Linked DNA regions of Mus musculus: regions 2, 3, 4 and 5 are each linked to region 1. Evidence: chromatin loops called from intact Hi-C (ENCODE). Cell type or tissue: heart. All regions are shown on one strand. Each heading gives the region's core, and the rest is flanking DNA. Links, peaks and the distances in the headings are about the cores only. Region 1 holds the start of Gm39853 (a long non-coding RNA gene). Region 2 overlaps Agps (alkylglycerone phosphate synthase). Region 3 holds the start of Hnrnpa3 (heterogeneous nuclear ribonucleoprotein A3). Region 4 overlaps Pde11a (phosphodiesterase 11A). Region 5 overlaps Agps (alkylglycerone phosphate synthase).

Evidence for each region. Peaks named below come from ENCODE experiments on the same cell type or tissue, not always from the same donor. Only the 100,000 strongest peaks of a DNase experiment are listed, where the experiment ranks them.
Region 2: a loop joins it to region 1, with 3 times the contacts of the local background. A loop is called at or near these places in 12 of 42 quality-filtered maps.
Region 3: a loop joins it to region 1, with 4 times the contacts of the local background. A loop is called at or near these places in 22 of 42 quality-filtered maps.
Region 4: a loop joins it to region 1, with 4 times the contacts of the local background. A loop is called at or near these places in 4 of 42 quality-filtered maps.
Region 5: it touches region 1 in a loop (3-fold over the local background); 12 of 42 quality-filtered maps call a loop at or near these places.

What each region holds. Positions count from the first base shown.
Region 1 is chr2:75,608,341-75,614,358 of GRCm38, reverse strand. All of the region lies in intron 1 of Gm50595, which reads left to right. Gm39853 (a long non-coding RNA gene) reads right to left here and starts at 967. Exons shown (of 3, transcript XR_866455.2): 1 at 417-967. In heart, for the core only: CTCF peaks have their summits at 894 and 3,561 (motif pointing left); DNase peaks (open chromatin) are centred at 948, 1,328, 4,568, 5,618 and 1 weaker place; H3K4me3 peaks cover 1,603 bases; H3K27ac peaks cover 1,919 bases.
Region 2 is chr2:75,855,796-75,861,813 of GRCm38, reverse strand. It overlaps Agps (alkylglycerone phosphate synthase), which reads right to left. Exons shown (of 20, transcript NM_172666.3): 6 at 4,726-4,797; 7 at 2,836-2,915. Among named protein-coding and RNA genes, the nearest start is that of Gm34861, 27 kb to the right of the region's middle. In heart, for the core only: a CTCF peak has its summit at 2,261 (motif pointing left); no DNase peak of the experiment used is centred there.
Region 3 is chr2:75,656,562-75,662,579 of GRCm38, reverse strand. It overlaps Hnrnpa3 (heterogeneous nuclear ribonucleoprotein A3), which reads right to left and starts at 3,321. Exons shown (of 11, transcript NM_053263.1): 1 at 3,257-3,321; 2 at 992-1,114; 3 at 763-909; 4 at 474-684; 5 at 4-93. The coding sequence starts at 3,262. It overlaps Gm39859 (predicted gene, 39859), which reads left to right and starts at 3,643. Exons shown (of 3, transcript NR_166143.1): 1 at 3,643-3,790; 2 at 4,272-4,361. In heart, for the core only: CTCF peaks have their summits at 2,728 and 3,499; DNase peaks (open chromatin) are centred at 2,799, 3,439 and 4,459; H3K4me3 peaks cover 3,923 bases; H3K27ac peaks cover 4,486 bases.
Region 4 is chr2:75,982,008-75,988,025 of GRCm38, reverse strand. It overlaps Pde11a (phosphodiesterase 11A), which reads left to right. Exons shown (of 20, transcript NM_001081033.3): 20 at 1-2,218. Among named protein-coding and RNA genes, the nearest start is that of Ttc30a1, 3.0 kb to the right of the region's middle. In heart, for the core only: CTCF peaks have their summits at 2,694 (motif pointing left) and 5,137 (motif pointing right); a DNase peak (open chromatin) is centred at 2,715; H3K27ac peaks cover 642 bases.
Region 5 is chr2:75,845,177-75,851,194 of GRCm38, reverse strand. The region is part of intron 1 of Agps (alkylglycerone phosphate synthase); the gene reads right to left. Among named protein-coding and RNA genes, the nearest start is that of Gm34861, 16 kb to the right of the region's middle. In heart, for the core only: a CTCF peak has its summit at 3,263 (motif pointing right); no DNase peak of the experiment used is centred there.

The DNA of each region.
Region 1 (6,018 bases), core at 657-5,656:
TCTTCATGTGGGTCCCCTAACAATTAGAATGGGGGCTGTCTCTGGTTCAGACTCTACTGTCTGCCTTTGGGTCCCTTTCCCCTAGCTGGGATGCATTGTCTGGCTTCAGTGGGAGAGGATCCTTTTAGTCCTGCTGTAACGAGATGTACCAAGGCAGGTTGGTACGGGGTGGGGTGGGGTGGGGTGGGGTGGGGGGCTCACCTTCTCTATGGGGATGGGGAGAGAAAATGGGGGGAGATGGGAGGGTGGGACTGGGTTTAAAGTGAATAAATTAATTAATGAAAAAAAAATCATAGAAACCCCTGTCTTGGAAAACAAACAAAACCAAAAACAACAAAACACACAAGCCACCCCACCCCCACCCCTGAGACTGTAAAGCCAGACACTCACATACTCTCAGATCTGTCTTTACTCACGGAATTTACGGTTGCAGGCAAGTAGGGGTTGGAGCTTGAGGCTGACCTCAAAGAAACATGGAAGGTTCTGGTCTACCAGGGCTCCTACAGAATGGGTCAGTCGGCGTTCAAAATGAAGTCTCTACCCCATTTTTCTTCAGACTTGGACTTGAACTTAATAATAATAATGTCTCTATAACAAAGAATTAAGACAATGAGGACCTCCTGAGGCCCAGTCACCTTCCCTCCAGAGAAGGACTGACAAAGCAGCTCAGGGCTGAATTAACGCATCTTCTGGCCACATTGTAATCTAACACGTCTTCCTTCACCAATTACTGTCGTTTTTTGTTTGTTTGTTTGTTTGTTTTCTTTCTTTTCTTTTTTTGGACAGGAAACCAAGGAGGCAGTCATGTGGCACCGAGTGATCAGTAACAGCCCTACGGCTGGGAGTGGCCCTTGCTTGTCTTTTGGCCACACTCCCCTGCTGGACACCTTTGTCTCATATGTACAAAGGCACAGGGCCCGCTTGTTTTTTTTCAACTTAATACCAAATCCTATTGCGGGACTCTAGCTGAGCTGATGCCATTGGGCTCGTAGATTTCGACCTCCTGTCCCAGTTTCCTGAGTAAAAAATAGTCCTGTGAATTATTGTCAGAGGAGGAAATGAGTCAGCCCCTTGTCACACGATTAACTCCACAATTAAGACTCTCCCTCTTCCCTTTTTTTTTTTTTTTTTTTTTTTCTCTTCTTTTCTTTTTTGCTGGCCGACGGGGGTGAGGGTTGGGAAGAATTTTCACAATTCAAACATACCCGCTCCCACCCCTCCCTACCTCACTGCCTCCCACTCCGTTTGCTAAACTTGTCAGGATGTGTTTAAGTAGCAGGCCGGTTTTGAGTCTCTGCCAAGGGCAGGGCAAATCCTGCCCCACCAGTTAGACACATCTGTCCAGGCACGCTTGAACCCACGGCACAGTTAGGTTTCCTTCCACGTTCCCGAAGAGCAGAAGCAGAAAAGAAAACAGGAGTCACAGGAGAGCTGGTGCAAGGACAGAGCCATCCTGTGCCCTGCCTGCCCTGGGTCTGCTGTGTGTTATTTATCGATGCTTGACTCTGCTGTATAAATTGCCTTTTTTCCCCCTGTGCATACTCTGGATTATCAGTACTGTGAGGGTCAGATTGTGTTCCTCTCTGGTCTGAGTGTAGTGCTCAAGGGGTATGTTTTTGACAATTAAAAAAAATATCTATAGAAGGCATGGTGACCGATAGGCTAGTTTTCTGCCACTGGAGAAGTGAACCAATTTAAAACAGATTCAATTATATTAAAGGCAGGTTTATTGGGAAGTTGCACTAGGGCAAGTTCACTGGCCCCAAGGATTGAGGCCAGGAGAGGAGTTGCCTGGGGGGAGGGGGTGGGGGAGAGAGTAAGAGAGAAAGAGACAAAGGGCACTCTCCTGCAGAGAAGAGAAGAGAAGAGAAGAGAAGAGAAGAGAAGAGAAGAGAAGAGAAGAGAGTAAAAGAGAAGAAAAGAGAAGAGACGGGAGGGGAGGGGAGGGGAGGGGAGGGGAGGAAGAGGCAGGGAGAGAGGGAGGGGGAGAGAGCACTCATAAAATGATGTCTGGATTATATAGGGAAGAGCCTCTGGGGGAAGAACAGGCCAGCCCCTTGGTTGGAAAGTTCAAGGTATTCCAGGTAGGACTGAGGGATGCTGGGAGAACCTGGAAGTCATGTCTCCTTTGATATGTAAGATATGCACCGCAGTCCCTTGTCCCAGGTCCAAAACCAAAGAGTGACCAGGAATGAACTTGGGGCAGGGGTTAAAGAAAACATAGTTTCGCTCTTTACTTTGAACAGAGAACACTGTAAAAAAGCAACCCATGATTTTTTGTTTGTTTGTTTATTATTGTTGTTTTGTTTTTTAAGGACTGGAATTGAGTCCCTCCTCCTACTGTGTGGGTCTGCGTTTCAAAGGATTGTGACAAGGATTGCACAGCAAGCACACCTTCTCCCGCTGAGCCGTTCTCTTTCTGCTGAGAAATATAACTCAGATGGCCAGTTCAGCCGTCTTCAGTGACAGTCCTGGGGACATGATTAACTGCAGTCTGCCCTTTAAGGGTGGCTGTGCTGTCAGGTACCATGCAGACAGGAGGGACACAGCTGTACACGATAGAAATGCCTACATTTCTGTGATTCTGACCTTATATATTTATTTTAGATAGGGTCTCACTATGTAGTCCCTGCTGGTCTGAAATCTTACTCTGTAGACCAAACTGGCCTTGAACACAGAGAACCTACTGCCTCTGCCTCTCAAGGGCTGGGTAATGTTTCTGATCTTTGAAAGAAACAGCAAGCACGCAGCCAAAGTCACCCAAATGCAACTCCCACACCACGCCACACCAGCTGTTCTTGCATCTTACATTCCTGGGACTGTTCATGATACACCATAGCAGATAATAGAAATGTGATTTTCGTGATTATTATTTTAGCAGTAATAATAACTGAGTAACGCTCTCTCAAATCCTGCTGAAGCTTACGCTGAGGACTGTTCTGTCATTGTCACTAATGAAACCAAGGGAAGCCGAACAAACCCTTCAGCTTCATTTGATTTTGTCGTCAAGCTTGGAAGCTCTGAGCTGAGTGATAGGCTGGCTGCAGTTACCTAACCACAGATCGTCTGTCCGCTGGGTCAGGGGCTGAGGTACCACAAACGTGTGTCCAGAAGTTGAAAGGTTCAACTCTGTGAAATCACCAAGCCTGCCTGTGAGTCCGTCCAAGTGTCTGATGGGTAACCTCTGACAGGGCCAAAAACTCCAGCTTGTTAGAACAGGTTAATGCCACCGTTTGAAGAGCCTTGACGTTAGATCGAACTCTCTCTTCCTTCCTCTCTCTCTTATTTATTTATTATTTTTTAAAAGATTTATATATTAACATTGTAGCTGACTTTAGGCACACAAGAAGAGGGCGTCAGATCTCATTACGGGTGGTTGTGAGCCATCATGTGTTTTCTGGGATTTGAACTCAGGACCTTGGGAAGAGCAGTCAGTGCTCTTACCCACTGAGCCATCTTGCCAGTCCCTCTCTCTTTTTTAAAGATTTATTTATTTTATATATGTGAGTACACTGTTGCAATCTTCAGACACACCATCAGATTCCATTCCAGATGGTTGTGAGCCACCTTGTGGTTGCTGGGAATTGAACTTGGGACCTCTGGAAGAGCAAGTCAGTGTTCTTAACCGCTGAGTCACCTCTCCAGCCCGACGTTAGATTTCTAATGTACAGGTAGGTCACCAATTACTTCTCTTTCACTTAGCCCAACCACATGTGTTGCATCTCGCTAATAACGTTGTAGTCTACCGTGTCCAGACAATTTTCCTGAGCTTAGCGCAAAATGGAGGACTCCCTTTTCTTAGCCGGGCTTCTTCTCTGCCTGATCTGGGGAGCCTGGCCCACACTCTTCCTGGGGAAAGTCACATAATCCGTGGAGAAATTACAGGCTCAACTTTCTGGAATGCATCTCCATGCAAATGAGGTAACCTTGAACCTCAGACAATGAAACTTCATCCTAAGAAGAGCCCCTTTCCACCCTCCAAGGTTCACCCCGAATAAAGGATGTGCATACAAACACACCCGAATAAAGGTAGGTGCACAAGCTAAGATCGTCTGGGAGAGCGGTTTCATTAAGACTCTTGCGGAGGGCACCCCACTCCTCACTCCCAACCAGACCGGCGGATTCATCCTCTCAGCCTGGTGTGCTGCATCACCTGGGCACCCTGAGAGGGAAGAAACAGAAGCTGAGGAACCACATCTGACTCCAGGCTCGCCTCAACACAGAGATCCGCATGCCTCTGCCTCCCGAGTGCTGGGGATAAAGGCGAGCGCCACTACTGCCCGGCCTCTCCTCGCTCTTTCCTCAGCTTCCTCTCAGCTATCACATCTAGTTTCACACTCTCACATTCAATCTGTCATTTTAGGAGCAGATAGCACACGGCAGAGATGGTGATACAGCCCTTGGGAATTTGAGGAGTCACCCCACAACAACAAAATCGGCAGGATTGTTGGAGATCATTGGTTCCTAGGTTCTTTTCAAAGAAGCAGTGCGGCTTTCTTAGGATTCTCAGCCGCTTCCCGCTTCCCACTTCCCGCTTCCCGCCTAATTGACTGGGAACCACCGCCCAGGGGCGCACGCCCACGATTCCCCTACCCTGTGACTAAGAGCCGGCCTCTCATGCCTTCCACTTCTTGGAACTGTTCCCTGTTCTTTTGAAATCACAGCCTTAGTTTGTCCCTATTCGGCTTTGTTCCTGCACGTAAATGTTAATGCTCTCAGTGGCTCGAACTCCATCCTTGCAAAACAGTTCGGCAAACTTCCCCACAGGACAGGACAAGCGCTTTTTAAACTCACAGATGGGTTGTTCTGTGACTGTTGCCTTTTAATGAAACCCCCGTGACACTTCTCTGAAATTATTCAAAAAGCATTCTCGGCCTCTGCGAAGAACCATTTGTCACAAACCCCTAAATCCCCCGGGAGAAGGGCTTTCCTGTATTTTATATCGTGGGATTACAGTAACGTATAAAAACAGTCGTAGGTTAAGCAAAACAAAGTGGGCGGGGAATTCAGCATTTAAGTGGTCCAGGGATGCTGTTTGATTTGCTATAGGCAAAATCGTCCTCAGAAGGCTGGCGTAGTTACTCCTTTAAACCACCCCTACTGTGTAGCACAGCCAGCTCCGGAATCCAGAGTTACTGTAGAAGCAGATCCTGGTTATAAAACACAGCACCTGTCTCAGATTAGTCTCCTGTAGGAAAATTCTTTATATTATGGGCAGAGGAGTCTTTACTATAGCTCGGGAACAGTACGGACCATGATGGCTGTTCTGTACCCTCCTCTAAAAAAATATGTATCTATTTTATATATAAATATTCTCCACTGTAGACACAATACAAAAGCTTGTCCTGCCCGACGTGTAATAAAAGGTCGTGTTTCTTCTTTCCCAATCACTAGGACTTTTTCTGAATCTTTTCGGGAAAAGGGACAGGGAACGACATTAATCATAATGTGGTGTGCTCTGACCTTCCTGAAGTTATCTTTTGCTATTTACCGCCTTTGAGCTGTACATGGACTGCGTTCGGTGCTTCCAGCCCCAGCGTGTTTCTCTCCAAAGCCTCCTGCAACCTGCCCTCCCCGCCCCCACCGGCCCACGTGTGAATGGCGTTCATTAATTTACGTGCACCAAGTATGTATAAGAGCCCTTGAAGGCCAGAGACATCGGACAGCCTGAAGCCAGAGTTACAGGCAGCTGTGAGCTCCCTGTCCGGGGTGCCAGGAACCAAACTCAGGTCTCCGGCATTCTTAACCACTGAGCTGTCTCTCTGGCCCCTGTTCTTGTGCTAGGCAGGAGAGAGGCCAGCTCAGCCTGACTCTGAAGGACAAAACCAGCCGTGGCGATGTCGGGCAGCAGCCTGTTCTACAGAGTTTGCACACTCATTTAACTTCATTGGGAAAAAAAAAATAATGAAAGCGGTGAAAAGTGTTTATGGGAGTGGAGGAGAGCATATTTTGCTGGTTTTTCTTTATGTTTGAAGTTTTGGGTATAGCTCTGCTCATAAATACTGAAATGCCTAGCAT
Region 2 (6,018 bases), core at 327-5,326, 250 kb before region 1:
CCCCCTTACTCTATGCTGTGACATTGAACAAGAGCAGTACATTATGCATGCACTGGATAGAAACATACCCTCATCTTTGTGCTAACATTAAACTAAAAGTCACTGCTTAGCTATCTAGTAACTAAGTAGTCTTAGTGAGTCCTCATTTGTAAAATGTTGACAGTAGTAATATGTAATAACAGAGTTGCTAAAGGAATAAATAAGATATTCCACATAGAAAACAGTATATGGGAAACATCTATTTGTACGACTATTAACAATCATATCTAAGAATCAGAAAATAGGGCAGAAAAAAAAACCTGCTAATATATTTAAATATAATAAATACATGGCATCTCCGCACTTAAAAAAAAATCCCAAGATAAAAAAAAAAAAAAACAGAAATATGTGTAGAAAACAAAACAAATTCCTGCCTCATGCTCCAAAAAAGGAACTGAGCCAAAATGGTGGTGCACACCTGCATTTCCAGAGCTACAGGCAGGAGGGTCGGGAGTTCAAGGTCATCCGCCACCACCCAGTAAGCTTGAGGTCAGCCTGGGCAACACAGACCTTGTCCCTGTCTCAAAGGAGCAGGAAGAGGAGCTGGATACTCTCTGCAACAACTGCACTTACTAAGTAACTATCAGTAAAATATTTTTCTGGCATTTTTAGTTAACCATACTCATATACATATTACATATGTGTATCTTCTTTTGAATCCCAAAAAAGTTTTATTTGTATGTTTGACATATTCCATTTCTTTTTTTTTTTTTTAAAGATTTATTTATTTATTTATTTATTTATTTATTTATTTATTTATTATATGTAAGTACACCGTAGCTGTCTTCAGACGCACCAGAAGAGGGCATCAGATCTCATTACTCTCATTACGGGTGGTTGTGAGCCACCATGTGGTTGCTGGGATTTGAACTTCGGACCTTCGGAAGAGCAGTCGGATGCTCTTACCCACTGAGCCATCTCACCAGCCCATATTCCATTTCTTAATAGTAATATAAACTTAGTTAATAATGAAAGGGGAAAAATACAACAGACAATACAAAATTAGTATAATGCCTAAATTCTAAAATACAAAAATTCTAAAATTTAACACACATAAATATTTCCTTTATTGAGTTATAGTAAGCATTAATGTATTTTGTTTTATTATATAAAACAAAATTACACTACAAGACAACAGCAATTTCAATATAACTATAACACAGTCAAGCTTTGGGTCTTATACCAGCTAAATTAACAGCATTTAACTGTAGAAATAAAAGAGAAAGAATTTGAAAATTTGATGGAATCTCAGATAATAATTTACATTCAATGTATATATCAATAGACTGGCTCTTGAGGTAACTACATACTTGCACTAACATGTTTTAATCAACTGAGGTTGAAACATACTTTTTGATAAAAAAAAAAATCTAGAGAAAATATATATCTATGCTATATCCAGTATGTACTACACAACTCAAAAAACAAACAAAAACAAAAAAAAACAGGTTCTAAGGATGTAGCTCAGTCTACAAGTGCTGGCCTACGTCATGAAATGTTCAATCTCCAGTATAGCATAAAACTAGGCATGATGGCACACACCTTTGTGTCAGCACTTGGGAAGCAGAGATAGTAGAGTCAGGAATTCAAGGTTATCTTTGGCACCACAAAGGATACATGAACATGTATCGAAATGATAAGCCCAAAGCATACACAGTTTTATGTGTTGATTTTTAAATAAAATTAAATGTATTTTAAAGAACACATTGTCATATCTATCTATAAGATAAGTTTCTGTGAAGGAGAGGGAAGCACGATGAAAGGGAAGGCGGGAGGAAAGGAGGAAGGAACCTATTAGACTATATATATTCAGGGCCTAAAAGAGTAGTTAAATGACACCATTCCATACTACAAATAACCTATTTTCTTCAAAATCAGTAACGTTGGGCAAAAGGAAAGCACACTTGCAGAGAAAGTGAGGCCTAAGGAGAAACATCCAAAGTTCATGAGACCCTTTTCTAGAGAGCCATCAGAAGTCATCAACTGTCATAAAGATATCCTTAAAAATAAGTGTGGACTATATAAATTAGCATAAGAAAATGATTTTGACTTAACAAGAGTGACAAAAATACAGTAGTTAAATGAGAAAAAGACCTTTTTAAAAGAGACAGAGGGCTGGAGAGATGGCTCAGCGGTTAAGAGCACTGACTGCTCTTCCGAAGGTCCTGAGTTCAAATCCAGAAAACCACATGGTGGCTCATAACCATCTGTAATGGGATCTGATGCCCTCTTCTGGTGCATCTGAAGACAGCTACAGTGTACTTACATATAGTAAATAAATAAATGGGTTCTTTTTAAAGAGAGAGAGAAAATAGGTACAAAGCAGCACGTCAAGCTTTGTTTTTAAAGTTCTAAAAACTAAAAGAGAGCGAATGCAATGAAACACTAGTAATGCTCATGGGGCAAGGCACAGTTACCTCTACCTTGCTCTTCAAAGAAGATGCAAACTTAAAAACCACAAAGTTGCTACTTGGGACTATGAAGGTAAAATTCAACCCAGGTTAAACCCTTAACATGGTACAGCTCTCACACCCATCCACAGCAAATGTACAAAAGCATCAGTTTAAGTCTGGGAGGCAGGTACACAATTACACATTACTTGCATATTACTCAAGTTATCCACTGTCTCAAGCTTTACAATCACGATTCTCAGATGATCAATGTATGTACTAACTTGGCACTAAAGCACCAAGATCTGTGCCTTAGAACTTAGCTTCTGGTTGCCTGAACATGCAGTAAAACCGTGTATTTAGAAAATGATGCTTAAGCAGAAAGCACAATTAGAATATCATATACCATTTGTGAAGTGTCCAAAGAAATTATTGTTCTTGTCTCGTCTGCAGGACACATCAAGCCATAGGACACACTTGTTCCTCCTGTCAAAACAGGAAACAAAACTTTGTGTTTAAATACTTTGCTCCCGCTACATTTCTGGAACAGCTCCAGTACACAGAACACAAATGGGTCTGCTGCGCTGACACCTATTTCTACTTTGCAAAAGCTAACACACTGAAAACAAACTCACCTTCCTTTCATGCTGAGTGCCAAATGCAGACTACTATGGAACTGAACTCAATGGGCTATGGCTCCATCCCTGGATATCACACACATGGAAAGCCCTAGCAATTTGTGGAACTCCAAAAACATAATTAGCAAAGATCTAAGCTACTGATCACCGTGAAGAGGAAGCTTAAGAGAAAAAAGACAAGTCCTGAACAACTAGAAGTACCATCGACTTCTTCCTACTATAATTACATAATTGTCTTTCTCTTACAGTAACTGTCTTATGCAAAAAGCTTTAATAGACTAAAATAAAAAAGTTAAATGCCCAGATCTTGCTACTAAAAAGCAAATTTTCATATTCTTTAGTGAAGAGATAATAAAATAGGCTAAATAATATGTTGAAATATTTAAACAATATACTCCTATTTCCTCTTAACAATGTGTCAAAGGATAAATGTCTTAACAATGAATAATACAATATTTTAAGTTTTTAACTACAATCACCCCATATTAATATAAAAGTTTAATTGCTATTTTCATACAGTCTATGTGGAAAATAAGCCTCTGGAATCCAATTGCTAAAAGAAGTAATCTGCATACATCAACTTAATCTCACTAGGTTAGGCTGCCAATGGCGAGTACAGTACCTGTGGCTGGAACCACCTCTTGTTTAGAACATCATTTTCGGTAAAAGGAAAATTCATAGTAAGTGGCACTGTGGTGCCTTTGTACACTAACTAAAGGGACAGTATCAGTTGGAAAGGAGTCTAGGACTCCTAGAGTTGCTGAGGTCTAATTTCTATTCACCAATGCCAATACAGTAAGTGAAGGTTGGGGGCTGGAGAGGTGGCTCAGCGGTTAAGAGCACTGACTGGTCTTGCAGAGGTCCTGAGTTCAAGTCCCAGCAACCACATGGTGGCTCACAACCATCTGTAACAGGATCTGATGGTGTGTCTGAAGACAGCGATAGTGCACTCACAAACACAAAATAAAACTCAGGGGCTCCAGAGATGGCTCAGTGGTTAAGAGCACTGCTCTTCCAAACATCTTGAGTTCACATGATGGCTCACAACTATCTGTATAATAGGATCTGATGCCCTCTTCTGGTGTGTCTAAAAACAGCTACAGTGTACTCATCTAAATATAATAACTACACCTTTTTAAAAAAAAAAAGTGAAGGTAATTTCCTTTGGCTTATAAAAATCATACAGTCAACAACAACATAAACTCAAAGATCAATTTACTTTACAATGAAAACATAATGCTAGCTTTCTGTAGTCAGAGGCCTTGCCGAGCCATCACTGCACTAGCAAACTTTTAATTCTCCTGGTGTTCTACGATCATCCAGCTCCTCCAAAGATGACACTGGATGCCTTGAAAGACTAAAATGATCCCCACAAAGACTAAAATAACACAGACTAAAAAGTTAATTATTAAATGAACATTTTCTTATTTAGCGTTAAAAACTATCTTTACCTATGATCCATACAGAAGAAAAACATGACTTAAGAGGTAAACAGCTCAAGCAGCTTGTATTTACAACACAAATGATCATATAAACCAATTTTTTACAATCACTATGTTATCACAAAAAAGAGTGTTTTCAAGGGATATAAATAAAAATACAAATATTTTAAATAGGACAAATTTAACCATAATAAAATTGAAAAACACAATACGTACCACCAATTGGTATGATACAAAGGTTATATTTGCAAGCTAGATTCACAATCTTAACTACATCATCATGACATGCTGTTGAAAAAGGAAAATATATTAACTATAAGTACATAAATAAATAAAATGTGCATACTATTACAAACTAAAGGTCAGTAAAAAACTTTGAACATCTAACTTTTCCTTATTTATTCATACCATGTTAAATGGCTGTAAGCAAGATTCTCTGTAGTTTTAACAATTCAGACTTAGGAAAAAGTATAAAAATGTACTTCATGTCACATTCCCAAACATTAACAGCTCATAAAAGGAAGATCTAATTATCAAAACCTATCAAATAACATAGACAAAACAATCTACAGTCCTTCCTCTAATATCCCACTAGCATCCCTTTTCGGACCAGAGTCAAACCTGAAATCACACACTGGTTCTTTGACTTTTATGTCAATGACATTTCTGAAGAACTTTAGGCAGTTATTTCAAACAAAGCTCTTAGTTTGTTTCCCTGAGATTCAACAGAGACTAAACAGTTGGTAGGCACCTCACAGCAGTGGTGCTATGCCATGTCTCATTTCTCGTAATCTTAACTTTGATCATTTGGTTCAGTAGGTACTGTCAGCTAGGAAACCCTACTGGAAGGACGTTTTATCTCCTGTTTAAACGAATAGTAACATTCAAACCACGTAAATAGCACAGTTCACATACATACTTTCACCAATTAACTTTAGCACTACTGTTTCTTAATTCCTAAAAAAAAATAAAATAAAATAAAATCTTACACAAACTAGAGTAGCACACAAATTCCTTTCCTTTGTATTTATAGCTAAAGCTATCTAAATAACAACTCTCTGAGGAAGACTATAAGTCAAATAAGATAGTCCTACTCCAGCTGTCTGTGGTACTAGCACATGAAGGAGTTTTAAAGAGGAAGCAACATGGCAGGGATTACTTAACAATGTATCAGATGGAAGACAAAAGTTTTGAGGCAAGGAAACTAAAAAATTGTAATATTAAGTGCTAAGATCCTAAAAGAGAAAAAAAGAGTACTAAGAAAAACAGACAAACTGATAAATATTTATGCAAGCACAGACCTTGTTTTACAAATGCTATAACTATCTCAGTTTGCATAAAGCTGTAAATACTTAGCCTCTGTATAGTTCCATTGTTGGGGATTTGATGGGGATTAAACCTGAGACCTTGCATATGCTAAACACATACTCTACCAAGAAACTTCAGGCCACTGCAATTTTTAATCAAAATCTACTTTTAAGCTTTCAGATTAAGTTTATAAAGCTTACT
Region 3 (6,018 bases), core at 608-5,607, 48 kb before region 1:
CACCTCTCTGTGATCCAGCAGACTGCATCTCTTGTTTAGAAAGGGCCTTTTTCACTTCACAATTATGCCCATTAATAGTGTGGTATTTCTGAACTATATTTTTTTAAGTCAAAAACAAAAGAAAAGTTATTTTTTGTTTGGAAAACCATGTTAAAGTGAACCCTTTATCACCATGCAATTAATTAAAATATTATTAAGATGGTAGACTGAGAAGAGAATGAGTCAATATTTTAGAAATGTTTCCTGATCTAGATCAATAGTTCTCAGCCTATAGGTTGAGTCACAGACATCCTGCTTATCAGATATACATGGATTTATAACAGTAGCAAAATTAGTTATGAAGTAGCAATGAAAATTTTATGGTTGGGGTTCACAACATGAGTATCTGTATTAAGAGTCACAGCATAAGGAAGGTTGAGAACCACTGACTTAGATGATTTATGAAAACGAAACTCAAATAAATTGTTACTTACCAACAATTTTATCAACTGTGTCATGATCATCAAAAGTTACAAAAGCAAATCCTCTCTTTTTCCCACTCTGCCTGTCTTCCATAACCTCTATGGTTTCAATCTTGCCATACTTTTCAAAGTAGTCTCTCAGGTTATATTCTTCCGTATCCTCTTTAATACCACCAACAAAAATTTTCTTCACCGTTAAATGGGCACCAGGCTTTACAGAATCCTACAAATAAAATAATTATAAGTCAAAAAAACCAAACTGAAACATATCCAAGTATTATACAACATGTTATTAAAATACCTCTCTAGAAACAGCTCTCTTCGGTTCCACCACACGCCCATCAACCTTGTGTGGCCGAGCACACATTGCAGCATCCACCTCTTCAACACAAGAGTAGGTCACAAAACCAAAGCCTCTGGAACGTTTTGTTTGGGGATCTCTCATTACCTACAAATAAATAGTTCAAAGTATTAAATAGTGCTATAGGTTCCCATCCCTTTCTTAGACCATTTTTACCCCAAGAACTCACCACACAGTCTGTAAGTGTGCCCCATTTCTCAAAATGTTCTCTTAAGCTATCATCTGTGGTTTCAAAGCTCAGACCACCAATAAATAGCTTCCTCAGCTGCTCTGGTTCCTTTGGATCATGGCCCTGAGGAAAAAAGATCAATATAGTTATTTCTTGGATAAAATGAAGTTCTGTCTCAAATCTGTAACATCAATATTCCATCCATTTAAAAAACCTGCTCCACGCTGGGCATGATAGTACACACCAGTTAATTTCAGCGTTTGGGAGACAGCTGGCCTGGATTATGTCAGTTCTTCTAGGCCAGTATGAGGTACATAGGGAGTAGGTTGTCTTAAAAACAAAAATATCCCACTAAAATGGTATCTGGGGTCACATTAAACTGAACCCCCAAACAGTCCCAGATTTTTTAAACTTTAAGCTACAACTAAAAAGTCTAGAGTATTTCAGATGTTTCTAACAAATCATTCACTAGAAAAATAAACCCCAAAGACTGCCCGTGCCATCTCCACTGTCCTCAGTCTGCAACACCAACAAACCTGTAATTTTAAAACATGATCTATGAAATGCAACTTAGAAGCTTACAACGGGAAATTAAGAGAAATTCACATTTCCAGCTAATAACATTTCAGTTATTAAAAGACATTCCCAAGCAAATTAGGCATATCCCACAAAACACAGCCAAGACTTAACCCCGTGATACCTTGTGGGGGTTAAAAGGGTGGGTGAGGGTTTTGAGGCTGGCTCTCAAGGAAAGGCAGGCTAAGCTAGCCTTGAACTTGAGGCAGTCCTACCTTAGCCTTTCAAATACTAGGGTAACAGGTGTGCACGCACCATTCACACCTGGTTCCACTACTTAGCTTTCTGTAATCAATTTACCTTGGTTATACCCACTTACATCATATAGTTTCAAGTTATTTCGAATGCGATCCTTACATTCACAAGCGTGTAATTTGGATTTACAAGGTATAGCATATACCGCCTGACCAGAGGAATTAGAAACAAAACCGTAACTGAGAGACTTAGAAAATATCTAGCCTGTGGTTTTCTTTTTGAAGATTTTACTTTCGAGTGAACCGCTTTTAATGAACGCATTAAGACAATTCAACACAAGCCCTTAAAGGGGGCTCACTTTCTTCCATCTTCTGGAAATATTAGTTAGAACATTCAATATGCAGACAGCCACATACCAGAAACCCAACTACCCAAATTCACGTAAAACCCCTTTATTCAAGCCTCGCATAAATGAATTTGACAATACACAAAAAGCATCTCTATACACACAAAATTCTCGTAATCGTGGTATTTTCTAGTGTGGTCGCAGTTCTCTAAAACCAAAATCCAGGAAAACCAAAATCCGGGCCAATCCGAAGTATGAGAAATTAGATCAATAAAAATATTAAGCTCCAAGTAAACACATCTACACTCAAACCCCCGAAATGGTTAAGACTTCAACCACAGGACGCTGTAAATACTCTCATTCCAAATACTTGAGCACAAGCAGCGGGTTAGGAAGCACCTTAAAGCAGCAAGCTTTTCAGTAATGTATCCCCAAATGAGCGCTGAGAAAATCCGGCCCGAGTATTGCGCGGATTGTCATCACCCAGAAGGCCCGCCAAGGCCTAGATCCACGTCGGGAGCACCCCAGCGGAAAGCACCGCGCCCGGAGCCTGGAGGCCATCTGCGGCAGAAACGCCGGGCCGCCTCCCGCCGTCCCCTCCAATCCCCGCGCACTCCTTCTTGGCGGCGTAGCCAGGCGGCGGCCATTGCGGGCCACTGCGCCATTTCGTAACGCGGCGGCGGCGGATCAATGTCAATGCGGCCGCCGCCCGCCTGCTCGCTCGCCCGGATGTGCTCCTCCCCTCCCCCACCGCCTCCTCCCAACCGCTCCCGCGGAGGCCCGCCATGCCGCCCGCGGCCTCGCTAAGTCAGGCCGCGCAGCCCGAGGGCATCCTCGCCCGGCTGCCGAGCCACTCCCCGGCCCCGCCGCGTCTTCGAGGGCTGCCGGTGCGGCCGACCGAGAGGACCAGGCCGACGGAGGGCCCGGAGGAGGCCACCCGGCCCGCTCCCCTCCCCCTCCCACCGCCCTCAGCGCAAAGCGCGGGACGATCGTCCCGGTCTCCCCGGCCTCCCCACTCCCATCGAGCCAAAGCCCCCCCATGCCGGCAACTACCCAGCAACCCCCCGCTCTCCCCCTAATACCTCCTCCCCCCGGCGGCGGCGGCGACGGCCGGAGTCAGGCTGGGGGCGACCGGGCGGCGGTTTTACCTCCATTTTGAGACCGGACTCGCCTCTTCCAACTCGAGTTCAATATGGGACCGAGAGGAAGAGGCGGGGCCAGTCACCACGTGATGTGCTATCCGCGCGCCGCCCGCCCACTGGGGGCGGAGTCATGAGAAAGCGGAGCGCGACTGGTCCACCGCGTTGGCGGGCCGAGGGTGGAGAGCGGGGATTGGGCCGCCGGCGGGAGCGCGCGCGCCTCGCCAACTTCCAACGCAGCGCCGCCTTCGCCGCGGTTCGCGCCCGGCAGCGACGCTTACGTCAGCGGCAGCTCGACCAATGGCGAGAGCCCACGTCGGGAGAAAGCCGCGTGACCGCGCGTCAGCTTAGAGAAAGGCCTTTCCCTTTCTTCTGGCCCCTCTCGCCCCTCCCCCGCGCGCCTGCGGGTCTCCATTTCCGAGTTCACCTCCATTCCAGAGCCAAATGGAAAGTCACGCTTTTCTGACTTGAGACTTAAGGTTGTAAGAAAGCCAGTTGACCATCTTCGCCTCCCTCGCGGCTTTCTAAATGTCGAGAGCCCAGGTTTGGAAAAATGTGACTGCGCCGCCTTCCTGGGAGACCCACACTGCAAGTCGCAGTCGGGGCACGTCTCACGGACCGCAAAACGCGGCTGAGTTACTGCGGTTTTCACCTTAGCAGCTTGCACATTTACAAATTAAGACAGTCTGGGAGGAAGAAGCAGAGCCACTTGGGTATAGAATTGAGAGAATGGAACGATTTCCAACGTTTCCAAAAGGCTTCTGGCCATATAGGCCCTCTACCTGTTGGCTAGAGATTTGTTTCTTATTTAAAGTGGTCATCAGTTTCGAGTTTTAGTGTGCAGTATATGAACGAAATAAGTCGAATCGTTTATTTGCTTAGCAAAGGGATTTGGAACGATTTGGGTTTTTAATCAAATAAAAGCAAACATAGGATTAGGTAGTCTCGAAACACCCACTGTAACGAAGAATGATACCCCGGATTCTAATAGTATGTAAACGCAAACACTGTTTTTATTCTGTAGAAGTCCAGCATGCTGGGGTCTCCCGTTACCAAGATAGAGCCTGAAGTGAGCCCGCAGGACCAATTTAAAGCACCTTAGTGGAATCCTGGGGTAGGTGGGCTTTGTCTTACTCTGTCTCTAGGTATTCCAGAACCATACTAGGGTATGGTGCCTGGAAACTGGCTGAGGAATCTGGGGTGGGGGGTGGTAGGCTGTGTCTTATGCTATCTCGAAGGACATTCCATTACTGGGGCGTGGGGGCTGGCTGGGAACTGCTGACCCATTGTCCTTGTTTCAGGCCAGGTGGTGGGGCAGTTTCTAATTAGCTGCCTGAAGCCTGGGTTTTTAGACCTCGTCTCCTTAGCTGCTAATTTGAAGCCTGTCGTGGACTTAGCCTAGCCTTCTCACAATAACAACTGTAAATTAAAAGTCTACAGATTTGCTAGTCGTGGTATGTGTCACCTCTAGGCTACTCTGAAGGCAGAGGCCCATGCCTCTCTAGCTGGCTATGTGGAGTTTCAGGGAGCCAGTGCTATAGAGTGAGACCCTGTCTCAAAAGAAAAAAAAAATCTGCAGATCTCATTTAAATAAAGTTATTGAGGGTAAGAAAAAAAGCACAATTGACAAGCCTTCTTTTCCTGCAACAAATTGCATATTTTAACATTCTGCATAGCAAACTCCTTTGCAATTTATCTGTCTCTCCCAGTGAAAGATGAGAAATGGATTCAGATGGTGGCACACACCTTTAATCCCAGCAGTCAGACATGAGACCTAGGCCTGGATCCTCATCTCTGCAAACTGGGCAGGTGACACAGCTCCTAATCCCTCAAACCCACAGCATTTAGGGATTGGAGGTGGGAGATTGAAAAAACTCAGAGCAGCCAAGTGTGGTGTCTCAGGACTTTAATCACAGCAACCAGGAGGCAGATGCAGAAGGATCTCTGGGGGTACCAGGCCAGCCTGACCTACATCTAGCTCTAGGATACAGAGACCCTGTCTCAAAAGGGCTCAAGGACATTCACAGCTACAAAGTGGGGTATGAGGCCTCCCTGGGCTACATGATACCCTGATTCTAGTTTGCTTTATGTTGCTGGGTAATAAACGCCATGACCAAAACCAACTCAAAAGGGGAAAATGTTATACTTCCAGGTCATGGTTGTCATTGAAGGAAATGAGGGCAGGAAGTGAAGCAGAAACGATAACCAATCTTTGGCTGGTTTGTTCTCTGGCCCATGCTCAGATACCGATCTTTTTTGATCCTTGGTTTTTCAAGATGGTTTTTGAGAGACCAAATTTTGGGGTTTAGATTCCATCTTAGAAAACCTGACCTAGCTGGGCACTGGTGGCGCACGCCTTTAATCTCAGCACTTGGGAGGCAGAGGCAGAGGCAGGTAGATTTCTGAGTTCAAGGCCAGACTGGTTCACAGAGTGAGTTCCAGGACAGCCAGGGTTATACAGAGAAACCCTGTCTCAAACAAACAAACAAACAAACAAAACCTGACCTAAGTTTAAACTCAAGTAAACTAACAGGCCAGTACCTAGTTCCAGTTCCCAGGCTACCCCCAAACAAGACCTGCCTCTCCAGGTTATTCCCCAATAAGTCTACACCTCCAGGTTACAAGCCCTCCCCTGCCTAATAACCACCAATTAAAAAGAAAACAGAAGCCGGGCGTGGTGGTGCACGCCTTTAATCCCAGCACTCCGGAGGCAGAGGCAGGCGGATTTCTGAGTTCGAGGCCAGCCTGGTCTACAAAGTGAGTGCCAGGAC
Region 4 (6,018 bases), core at 543-5,542, 370 kb before region 1:
ATGTATTTTTTCAGAATGTTTATTCGTACTGGTGAGTATGTTGCTAATCCGCACACAAGCTACCGCACAGCTGGAGATCGTGGTGAGCAAGGGCGCCTGGGCGGCCAGCCAAGGGTGCCTACCAGTCCACAGCAGGGCAGGACTCCATCCTAGCTGGCTGCCCATGGGCCTCTCGTTTTGGGATTCTGAACCTCTGCAGGTTTCTATCTGTTAAATAAAAGCACCAACTTTTATTCAGTTTCTGCTTCAAAGGACCAAGCTATGCTTTGCTTTGGAAAATTCATCCAGGGTCATTTTCTTTCTACTTCTCAAATAAAATAGAAGCAAACCTGAGAGAGCCTGAGAGCCATCTTCTCACTGAAAGATGCAAAAAAAAAAAAAAAAATGTATGCATAGAGGGAGCAGACACAGAACAACCTTCCTACAAAGTGTCTGAGCCTGCTTCTAATGACCGTGAATGATGTAGCCATCAGTACCTGCTTGTAACCGTGTTCTCTTAGTTCATAAAGAACCGTTTTCAGTTATCTCACAGCATTGCATCCGTATGGGAATCATTAGTTTAGAAGGGAATTTATAAAGAGAACCAAGAAAAGTAAAAATGGCACATGCACTTCCTGTTTCTGAAACCTGAAGGCCTACATGCTTCCCAGGACTTCGGGTTTGCAAGTATCTTGGATTTAAAACGATCTTAGAATTTTTTTTTTATTAGTGCAATGACAGTAATATGTTTCTGGAATTCCACTGCCTTCTCTGTATGTCAGAGTTTCGCTTATTTTAGTCAAGTCATTAGGCTGACTTTACTCAATCTACTTTGTAGAACAATTATTTTTAAAACCCAGTTCTCTTGCTGACCCTGGTGAGTTACAGAAAGGCACACACACACACACACACTAATCATCGTTTATAGTAATAGAAACAATGCAACCAAAATCTAAATATGTTTGGAATAAATCCAAATATAAAGAAAAATGCATTGGCATGGGCCCGGGGAAGACAAAAAGATTAACAACAGTAACTGAATGTAACCTAATTTGGGACCTTAAGAGCTCTGTCACGCCTCCTTTAGTGAATTCTGAATGTTTCATAGCAGCAAACTGGGACTGTTTTTCTGCCATGTGCTGTCAAGAGCTCCCACACCCCAATTATACTAGGAGTTTAGAGGTTAAGTCTGGCTATTAGTGGCCAAAGTATCACACACTTCCTAAGTCAGCAGCTCTCAACCTGTGTGTGGAGATCCCTTTGGGGGTCACACATCAGGCGTCCTACATAGCAGATATATATTTACATTAAAATTCATAGCAGGAGAAAGTTACAATGCTGAAGTGGCAATGAGGGTAATTGTATGGTTGGGGGCCACGACACCATGAGGAACTGTGTTAAAGGGTCGCAGCGTTAGTAAGGTTGAGAGCCACTGCGCTAACTGAACAATAACTAGAACACAAACAGAAATAAACCAGGCTGTGTCTGGAGAATTTCATGGGGGGGGAGGGGGGGCATTAGATTTAGCAGCACCCAGTGCTGTGTTCTCCTTGTCCATGCACCCCTGCCCCTGCCTAGTGATTTGGGGTTGTACAGACTTTGATTTTTGAATGTCCTTGCATGTCTGTGCATCTCTCAGCAGCACTAAGGGCAAACTGTTCATCTGTGTCAGTCTGTACCAACCAATGTCTCTCAATGTACACTCTGCTGCAAAAGTGTTCTATGAAGTAAATTAACTATTTGCTAAAAAAAAAAAAAAAAAAAAAAAAAAAAAAAACCCAAGTGTGTTCTTTGAGACCATCGTTTGGGTGAGTTCCCTTCTGTGTCTATGTGTGTGTTAGAGTGCTCATTTTTCTTTTGCTCTAGCGTAGATTTAGATGAGATCATATTTACAGCAGTTTTAAAGCATAGCGCAAGTGTGGAGATAGTAGTCTAGTTATTGAGTCTCGTTCCCTCGGAGGGCTGTTACTTTTGCTATTTTCTTTTGATTTACAACAGTTTAAAAAGGATTCCCTACTGACTTGCTTCCTAATTACTGTTGCTTTACACAGAAGAAGGAGAAGACGCGCTCCTCTGTTTGTGTCCTTTCCAGGCTAATCATTGTAGGAACACTTGGTTTAATGCTGCTTGTCCATTTCAGAAGCAACTACACGTGGCTTTGAAACGGGCTACTTAAAAAAAAAAAAAAAAAAAAAAAAGAGACTTCTTGTTTTTAATAAAATGCTTAATGGTTAACTAACACTCTGGCATAGTCTTTGTTTTGAGGGCTGGAAGAAAGATGCTTTCTAATACCTACCATTTAAATTGTGACCGTTTAGCTCATTAACTTTGACCAGTGCCGTCTGATTGTGTGTTAGGAGTCCCGGGGCCTCATTTTTAAACTGACAAAAGATTCTTCGCATTACTGAAGGCTGTCTGGAGGTAGAAGAATTCTGTAGCCGAAAGCTATTCCTCCATCCATTATGCATTGCTTACATCTGCATGGACAGTTACACAAGGTGGGGTCACATCTACACAAGACTGACAGCCACAGTGATGTAATGCAATTATGCAATGGCTTCAGTACTTAAACTTTAAAATTCTTACACCATTATGCCTCTTCTATCAGAATGGACTGCAACAAATAATCTAGAGCCAGATCAAATGGCTGAGGAAGGAGACACCCAAGGAGAGAGAAGAGAGGTGTAGTGTGGCCCTCTACTGGACAGTATAAGCAAATACCAGCGCTGCCTGCTGCAGCCACTGGCTTCTTTGTGTATTGCAGCCTGCAGTTCTACAGTGAAGTGGAACCTCACAAAAGGTCTGTGGGGATGAATAAGGGAAGTTAGGCAAAGGGGGCCTGGTGATGATCGTGGTGCATGCTTTCTGTATCTTTCTGTATACACACAATACTGGGGCTTGGAGTAGCTCTTTCTTTGAAAGGCTGCCCAACTGTTTGACAAACTAGGATGCACAGTTTCGCCTTCTCCGCTAATCCCTTTTGTAAACAATAACGCTCCTGCACTATCCAAGACAAGTTGATTTAGTAACACTGTAAACTTTAAAATCCAAGCTACTTGATCAAAATCAAAGTCCATTCAAGAAAGAGATCTTTGGATATTGAGGAAGATTTCTCTGAAAGGTAAGACCCACATGAGATGAAATGACTCTCCAACTAAACATGAATGATCTTGTTGATTCTGCATAGAGACGGCCCCAACATTTCAAAAGACTGAACTCAGGCTCCTAAAACTCAGTCAATTACGTTACAGATTTGGCCCTAATTTTGATTCCCTGTTCATAGTGGAGATGGGTTTGAGATGACCAAAGTTCAATGGGACTGAGCTCCTGGAAAAAAAAGGTCAGGAGCCATAGAGGAGAAGAAAACTCTACCTTTACAGATGACTTCCTTTATTAAGGAAGATGCGTGCATGTGACTGTGCGTAAGACACTCATGAATTAGCAATGCACCAGCCACAAATGCTCACATTCATAGGGTAACCAGATAAGTAAAAGGGAATCTCGATCCATTGTACATTTGATTGCCTTGTATTTGGGCAGGAAGAACAGAAGGATACTAAGAACCAAAATGCTTTTGCCCTGCTATGTTTTGCATACTCTTCCTGGTAACCACCTCTCCCCTAGTCCAGCAAAGCCAGCCATGAGTGTCACACTACCTTCTCAATCATTAACTCCTTTCTTTATGTCTCTAATGCACTTTATAAGAACCACTGCATGTTGTCCTATTGCTGAGGATAATATTGCAGATTTGCTTTTGACATATACTCCAGCTCGTCAAGACCCTAATGTAAACAAAAATGATAGTTTATACTTCGTAATATTCTACTTGGTTTGTTTTCCAGGCCTTCCATCATTAATTAAAAGATCTCCTTTTATCTCTCCCATCCAAGAAACAATGAAACGACTCCCCAACTGCCTATCAGAGACCAAATAAAAGTCAGCCTATCACAGCGGTAGTTCTGGTCATGCCAATTTCACAGTGGGATTGGTGCTCATTGCATTTTGAAAATGACCCTGCCCTCCATCTGTCTAAGCCAAATGCCCTGCTCTTTTCAAGCCAGGCCATTGGAGCCACTTTCCATGAAATAAGGAGGAGGACACAAAATGGCTACCCTCCTGTGTACTTTAGCTGCTGTGCTCATAGACAGACAGCAACACAGAGAGGTAGCCAAGAAATTTGGGAGAAAGCTGACAATCCTTTCGGTGTGTGTGGGAGGGGGTGGGATGTAAGTACAGTTTTTTTCATCATGTAAGTACAGTTTTGCAGACAGAGAGACTGAAAGGATAAAAGGTCATTTCCTGATTTCATGTTTATGCATCATAATTTAAGGCCAGCTTTTTCACAATAACAGTCTATGCATAAAGATTTTTAAATACTGAGTGTGAATTTCCAAATTCAAATGTCAGGCAGGGCAGCAGTTGTAAAGGAGACATATCATATTCTTTAATATGTGAGCATCACATACCCCCACCACAGACTTCACCTAAAAGGGTACCAGAAAATCAGAGTAATAGTAAACTCAGAGTGGGGATATAGAAGTAGTCCTTACCTGCTTTCTGTAAAAAAAAAAAAAAAAAAAAAAAAAAAAAAGATCTTTGGTGGACCAAAGGCCCACTCCACACACATAAAATGGGTGCAATCTGCTCCTTCCTTCTTATTGATTGCAGAAATGCCCCTTGTGTGATGACATCCAAGAAGTCACATGGCTGCAAATTCTCCACATGAGGGAAGGCTGAACGCACATAAAATCGGCTGTTATATGATAGGATTATACGATAGGAGCAAATGTATACCTGCTTCAGCCTTTTCCTTGTGATACCAGGAACTAGGGGATACCCAACCCCACTAGTCATTGTATATCTGTTTGAAAGTGCAATTGAGTCATGGAAGTCAGAAGCCTACTGCCCACACCAATTTACTTGATTGTTTCTATAGAAAAAAAAAAAAGGGACACAGCAATCTTTCCTCATACACACTTGGTGCCCTCATTTGGCAGGCCTTTACAGTTTCTTGGAGACATGAAGATAGAATGATTTGCCATTCACCGTTTCTCATGGAACCTAGTTCTTGGTTGTCATGGTTCAGCCTCTGTAGTGTTTGAATGAGAATGTCCCTCGTAGGTTCAGATGTTTGAACACTTAGTCCCCAGCTGGTGGCACTGTTGGGGAAGATGTGGCATTGTTGGAAAAGATATGTCACTGAGATTTTAAAAAGTTTCCGCCATCTCACCATCACACTATCTACCTCCATCTTGGAGGTGACAGAGAGCTGCTTCTGCTGAGAATCTGGGTCAGGAACTCAACTATGACTCTTTCAGAAGGTCTGCTTTAGTCGATTCTGGAGAAAGCCTGATTTGATGCTATTGTCTATCTGCTCCTTGGCTTGTGTGATTTTACTTAGCACAGTTACCCAACTAGACACTCTGATCTGCCTAGGACTCTCATTGGGAATCCTAGCTAACCTCTTCAATGGCTGCCCTAGTTGATTTCAACTAATATTTGTAAGCCTTCAATTTGATTATATTGAATTATCGATCTGATGTTTCTATCAGCTATTTCCTACTATTTTACCTTTGCTTACTATATTCTTAATAAACGGACGTTCAAAACCCAAAAACAAACAAACAAACAAAATGCCCGCCATTTGTAGATCATTTTCTACTTGGTGCAGAATGCTTGGTCACTGTACTATTCTATTAAGAAGTACACACTTAGTTCGGCACTAACGGATAATTCAGCAGATTTCAAAATATACAATAGGGAAAAAAAGTACAAGCCTCAAAAAACCTCCAGGGACCCCAGGCCCTAATCAGGTTACTGCTCTTCCACAGAGAGGTCACACTATCTAGCTAGAAAACAAGCAACGCTCACTCGTTCTAACGAGTAAAGGGAGTCTAAAACTCCTACTAACGGCCTAAAAGTCTTATGACCTTTTCCTATCTGAATTGAATACACAAACAATACGCCAAGTCCCCAGATTTCAGTACTCGTGAAATAAGACTACAACTCCCAGAATGCAAAGTGGATACGTCCCATTGG
Region 5 (6,018 bases), core at 458-5,457, 240 kb before region 1:
TATGAGTTTCTACATAATCATACTATCAGCAACTATCATCAAATCCATACTTAATACTAAAAAAATAGGTAAAACCACTAAGATAAACACCAAGATCAATTCACTTATTACAGGCTTTAGATGCCAACCTCAAACTTCAGCCCTTTTTTCTTGTATTCTTTCCAAAACATCCAAAGAATTTCACTTAGCTAGCCTCACAATAGGTATACATGTCATCAACATAGCTGGTGTAAAGTAAAAAATACTAAAAAGAGAATTATCTTATTCCCTTGTTTCAGTCTTTTCCTGTTCAATGTGTCCCTTACAACTAATATTAATATTCTGTCTCACTTACACACACACACACACAAACTAAAAGTAATTTTTAACTCTTTTTTTAAAAAAAAAAACTTGCTAAGCATTTCAAAACCAAGCAATGTATCATTGGCTTTTAATTTTCACAATCATTTAAAAGACCTTATGTCCATTACTACTAGTTGAAATAAAAATGAGAACATGAAAATGCCTACATATTAACAATTCTAAATATAAAATCATTGTAATGCGCTGTGCATGCTTCACAGTAAGCTACAATCAACAAATGTAATCACTCAAAAAAAAAGATGAGAAGGAGTGGACTTAAAGATAATTGTTTCATCTTAAATACAGAGTTTAAGGTAGGGACATAGCCTGGCATGCTCAAATTTCTGAGTGTGATCCCTAAGAGTGTAAGTAAATAAACATAAGATGGCCTAAATAACTTTGCAGTTAAAACTAGGAATGCACTTGAACAAGAAACTTACTTTTACCCGTGTTAGAAAAACATAAGAATTTTTAATTTTTCTGCTACAGTGAAATAGACCAATTTATAAGGTAGTTTGAGGGGTACATGATGGAAAATTCAAAGAATCAAAGGCTTTTTAAAAAAGGTAGTTTGACTACTAGCAGACATGTTAATAAAGCAGATTTAAAATATAAGTGCTACATTTTAGGCCATAAATCAAGTCTTAACAAGTTAAAAAAATTTATATCTTACTAGGTAATAATGATAGCAAGAGAAATCATAGCTACTCTACAAACAAATGAAGCTTGAACAATGCACTCTTGTGGTTAACAGGAGAAATTAAGGAGGAAATTTAAAAGTCCCTAGACTCAAATGAAAACAAAAACCAAACCTTATCAGAAGCTCTGGGATAGAGCAAAGGCAATTCTGAGAAAGGAGCTTTGGATGTCTCTGCTGATGTCTCAACCTCAGAGCACATCCAGACGTAGTCAACTCCTAGGGAAGGAAACAACTGGAAGCAGTTGTGAGAAAATAATAAAGACCAGGGACAAATAATAAACAGAAACTAAAGAAAACTGTGCCCAGGGAGCACGGTGTTATAAGATGGTGGTAGAGCCCTTAGTAGGTGGGACCTAGTGGGAGGTCTAGAGGCATTGAGACGCGTCCTAAAAGGGGACTGTGCATCCCTAGTATCTCTCTTATAGCTAAGCATAGAATGACTAATTTGCCCTGCCACACGCGGCTTAGGGTGATCCGCTTGCTGCCTTACCAGTGGCAACTCCAAAACAACCGGTACCAGTCTCAGAAGGAAACCTCCAAACCACGAGCCAAAACGCACCTCTAATTTAGCAACTGATCCTAATTATCCTATTTAAAGGCTGCAAGTACCTGGATGTGAATTACAGCTTCAACATCTGTAGGAGAGTAAAAGCTTCACTTGTTACAAAGTCCAAATGCTAAAAGGATCCTTAGAAAGTGCCCTGTCCCACATTGCCCAGATAAAGAAGTTTTACCTAGAGAACATTCAACCCAGTCTCATGACAATATTTAAAACCTGCTAAATTATACCCTCAGGTCACCAAAATAATTTTAAAAGCCCTCTTCATCATTTTAATACTTTCTCAAAAGCACTATTCTAAAGTCTTACTGTGGTCATTCTGCACTGGGTCTGACGGAAACATTTAAGAATCTAGGAGCAGCTGTATCAGTAAGTCTAGTGCCTGATGTCTTCCCTATCACAGAGTAAACTTTGCCTTTTAGAATAACAATCTCGTTTGGAGCTGAGACAAAAGGATGGACCATCTAGAGACTGCCATATCCAGGGATCCATCCCATAATTAGCCTCCAAACGATGACACCATTGCATACACTAGCAAGCGTTGGCTGAAAGGACCCTGATATAGCTGTCTCTTGTGAGACTAGGCTGGGGCCTAGCAAACACAGAAGTGGATGCTCACAGTCAGCTATTGAATGGAGCACAGGGCCCCAATGGAGGAGCTAGAGAAAGTATCCAAGGAGCTAAAGAGATCTGCAACCCTGTAGGTGCAACATTATGAACTAACCAGTACCCCCGGAGCTCTTGACTCTAGCTGCATATGTATCAAAAGATGGCCTAGTCGGCCATCACTGGAAAGAGAGGCCCATTGGACACGCAAACTTTATATGCCCCAGTACAGGGGAACACCAGGGCCAAAAAATGGGAATGGGTGGGTAGGGAAGGGGGGGGAGGGTATGGGGGACTTTTGGGATAGCATTCTAAATGTAATTGAGGAAATACGTAATAATTAAAAAAAAAAAAAAAAAAGAATAACAATCTCAAGGCACCAGGAAAACTGCAATAAAGAATACAAAATCCAGCCGGGTGTGGTGGCGCACATCTTTAATCCCAGCACTTGGGAGGCAGAGGCAGGCGGATTTCTGAGTTCGAGGCCAGTCTGGTCTACAAAGTGAGTTCCAGGACAGCCAGAGATACACAGAGAAACCCTGTCTCGAAAAACCAAACCAAAAAAAAAAACAAAATCCTTAGCTTTCCCAAACTCCATTAAAAGGAAGTTATCCACAACTAAACCAGAAGTAAAGTAGTATCATACCCCAGGCTTTCAGATTCCTGAAGCTAACCACACCAAATTTGATGTTGTCAAAACCCAAGATTCTTCCTACTGCCAAAAAGAAGGTTGGCTTGATTTTACCCTATTAAAACATGTTTTACAAACTTGCAGAACGAAGTAGTACAAATATGAAAAGGAAAAATTGGGCTAGAGAGATGGCTCAGAGGTTAAAAGCACTGACTGCTCTTCCAGAGGTCCTGAGTTCAATTCCTAGCAACCACATGGTGGGTCACAACCATCTGTAATGGGGTCCGATGCCCTCTTCTGGTGTGTCTGAAGAGAGCTACAATGTACTCATACATAAAATAAACAAAATTTTTTTAAAAAAAGGAAAAATTATGTGTTGCAACAACAGAAAATAAGTACTTAGAGACTATCATCACATATACACAAGGTGGCAGTGTTCTCCTAGGAGATGTATGGTTTGCACACTCCATTTTTTCCCACTCCCCAGGCCTATTACTCAGTCACTAGGTGAAATACTATATCTAGATTTAGTATTGTTATTACTAATCCATAAGTATTAGTCTTAAGTGAGATCTCACTTTTGTGTCTGCCCCTGGAGACAAATCATCAGCTCCCCACTCCTCTTCAATATAACTCACAGGACCCTGGGTTTAGCGCATGGCTTGTGCTTTTTCTAAGCATAGTCAGGAAAAGTCAAGAAAAGGAAAAGGTTATTTCACCTACTTTTACTCTAGGTTAACAACCTTTTTAAAGATCATTTAGCTAATAACTTTTAAAGCTTTTCTGATAAAATTCTCATGAAATTACTTCTAACTCAGTTCAGAAGTTCGACCTATCCACTACAGTTTGAGAAAGGGGGGTTGTTTTGTTTTGTTTTTTAAGATGTATATATTTTATTTCTATGGGTGCATGTAGCTGTCTTCAGACACACCAGAAGAGGGCACGAAAAGCCATTACAGATGGTTGTGAGCCACCATGTGGGTGCTGGGAATTGAGCTCAGAACCTCTGGAAGAGCTGTCAGTGCTCTTAACCGCTGAGCCATCTCTCCAGCCTCACTACAGTTTGAAATGAGAAAAATAGCTTTGGGAAAAGTGAAGAGAGAAATGCCTCTGAAGCCTCACTCAGTGCTGGCTGAGCTGAGCTGACCAGCCTCAGTGCCAGCCACTTCCAAACCAATCACGTATGGACACAATGAGCAGAAATCTAACCCTCCTCAAGATTTTCGAATGCAGCTCTTTATTATCTGGTTTGTGATTGACTGCTTCAAGACAACCAAAGAGATCATATGACAAAGAAGTGATGAGAAAGACAGCAACACACACACTTGAAAAAATGCACTATGAAAAATTCCTGTAGACCAAGGTATGGTGACATATGCCTATAATGCCAGTAGTCGGGAAGCTCAGACAGGACCAGAGGTTCAAGGTCAGCCAGGGATGGGGGAAAGGAAAAATGAGGGAAATTCTACAAATGAAGTTTTATTTCCACCAACTTCTTTATTGAAAAGAAAAATGAAGTGGAGTTCTCATTAGAAATGTAAAGATTAGAAGGTATAATAATACTGACTTTATTCTAAGTTCAACTTAAAATGTAGGTTTTTTTAAAATAAATTTTAAGTCACCTTCATACCTAGACTGCCAACCCTCCAAAATTATTCTTAAAAACTCAGTAAGAAAGCTTTCAAAAATGTTCACAATGTACACTTGTTAAAAGAATCAATGGATGCAGACTGTACTTAAGATATAAGTAGTCTCAGAAAACTGTACAGCCTCGTGCAGCTTAAGACTAGTCTCTAGCCCAGGAGTGGTAGCTCACGCCTTTAATCCCAGCACTTGGGAGGCAGAGGCCGGTGGATTCCTGAGCTTTAGGGAAGTAGATCGAGGCCAGCTTGAGTTCCAGGACAGTCAGGACTACACAGAGGAACCCTGTCTCGAAGGAAAAAAAAAAAAAAAAAAGACATCTGATCCTCCTGCCTTTGTCTTCCAAATAACAAACAGACTTATATACCACCATGCCACCTTGAAAAGCATAATTCGTAGAAAACAAGCTGAGTCAGAAGAAAGGTACAAACAAACCAACCTGCAGGACCCACTGCTACCACAGCCACGTGCTCTTTATAAACCATGAGCCGGACATATTTCTCTCTTCCCCAAAGATGCTTCTGTCAAGTCCGCAACAGTGCTGAGAAAAGCTAACGAACTGGGCTCCGAAACACTGCCTATGGTTGTTGTAATAAAGTTCTACAAACTTTTTGTCTTACAAGAAAAAGTAGTAGCAACAATAATTTTGTTTTCCATCATCAACTAATCTACTTGCTTGCTGATTAACTTTGATCTCTGGTGGAGATAAATGTGCTATATGATCTAAATGATTAATTACAGGACTCTGCCAAGATCAGAGTTCTAGAATGGTTCAACAAGATAATACTCTTGCCATCTATACAAAATGCCTCATGACAAACCTTGCACACTACAATGTCATACTTTAACGCATGACAACTTCCTTGGATGTCCCTATTGTGTTTTATGACTAGCTGCTGTATTTAGTCCTTTGATGCAGTAAACTGTTTGCTACTTGTTGCCAGTCTAATACAAACTTAAATATGGGACTTAATAAGACAGAGAATTGTTAGCAAAAACATAGGAGGTGTGCTGGAGAGAGAGCCCAACAGTTTAGAGCATTTGTTATTCTTCCAGAGAGCCCAGGTTTAATTCCCAGTACCCAAATAAAGGTTCACAACCATCCAGTTCCAGGGATCCAATGCCCTGCTCCAGTCTCCACAGGCATTGCATTCATATGGTGTACAGCTATACATACAATATAGGCCAAACACCCAGTTATATAAAATAAAAATACTTTTTAAGTTTTTAAGAGGAAGAAAAACACAAGTGCCCCCCTACTAAGCAACTCTGCAGAAAAATCCTGTGCTAAGAATGCACAAGTGATGTCAGTTATGGATCCAGCTGTAACTCCTGGTAACTGCTAGAGACAAATCCACGCCCTGTTCCATAAGGAAATACATCTACCACATTTGCTTCAGTAGAGAATATAGAGAATGTGGAAATGATCAGAATCACTGAAGTACACTGGCACCAGATTTTTAAAACAATAGCACCTGTTTTTTTCTCTATGCAGAATCTGGATTTAAATGAAATGAAAGACTATTTGGCAAGAAGAAG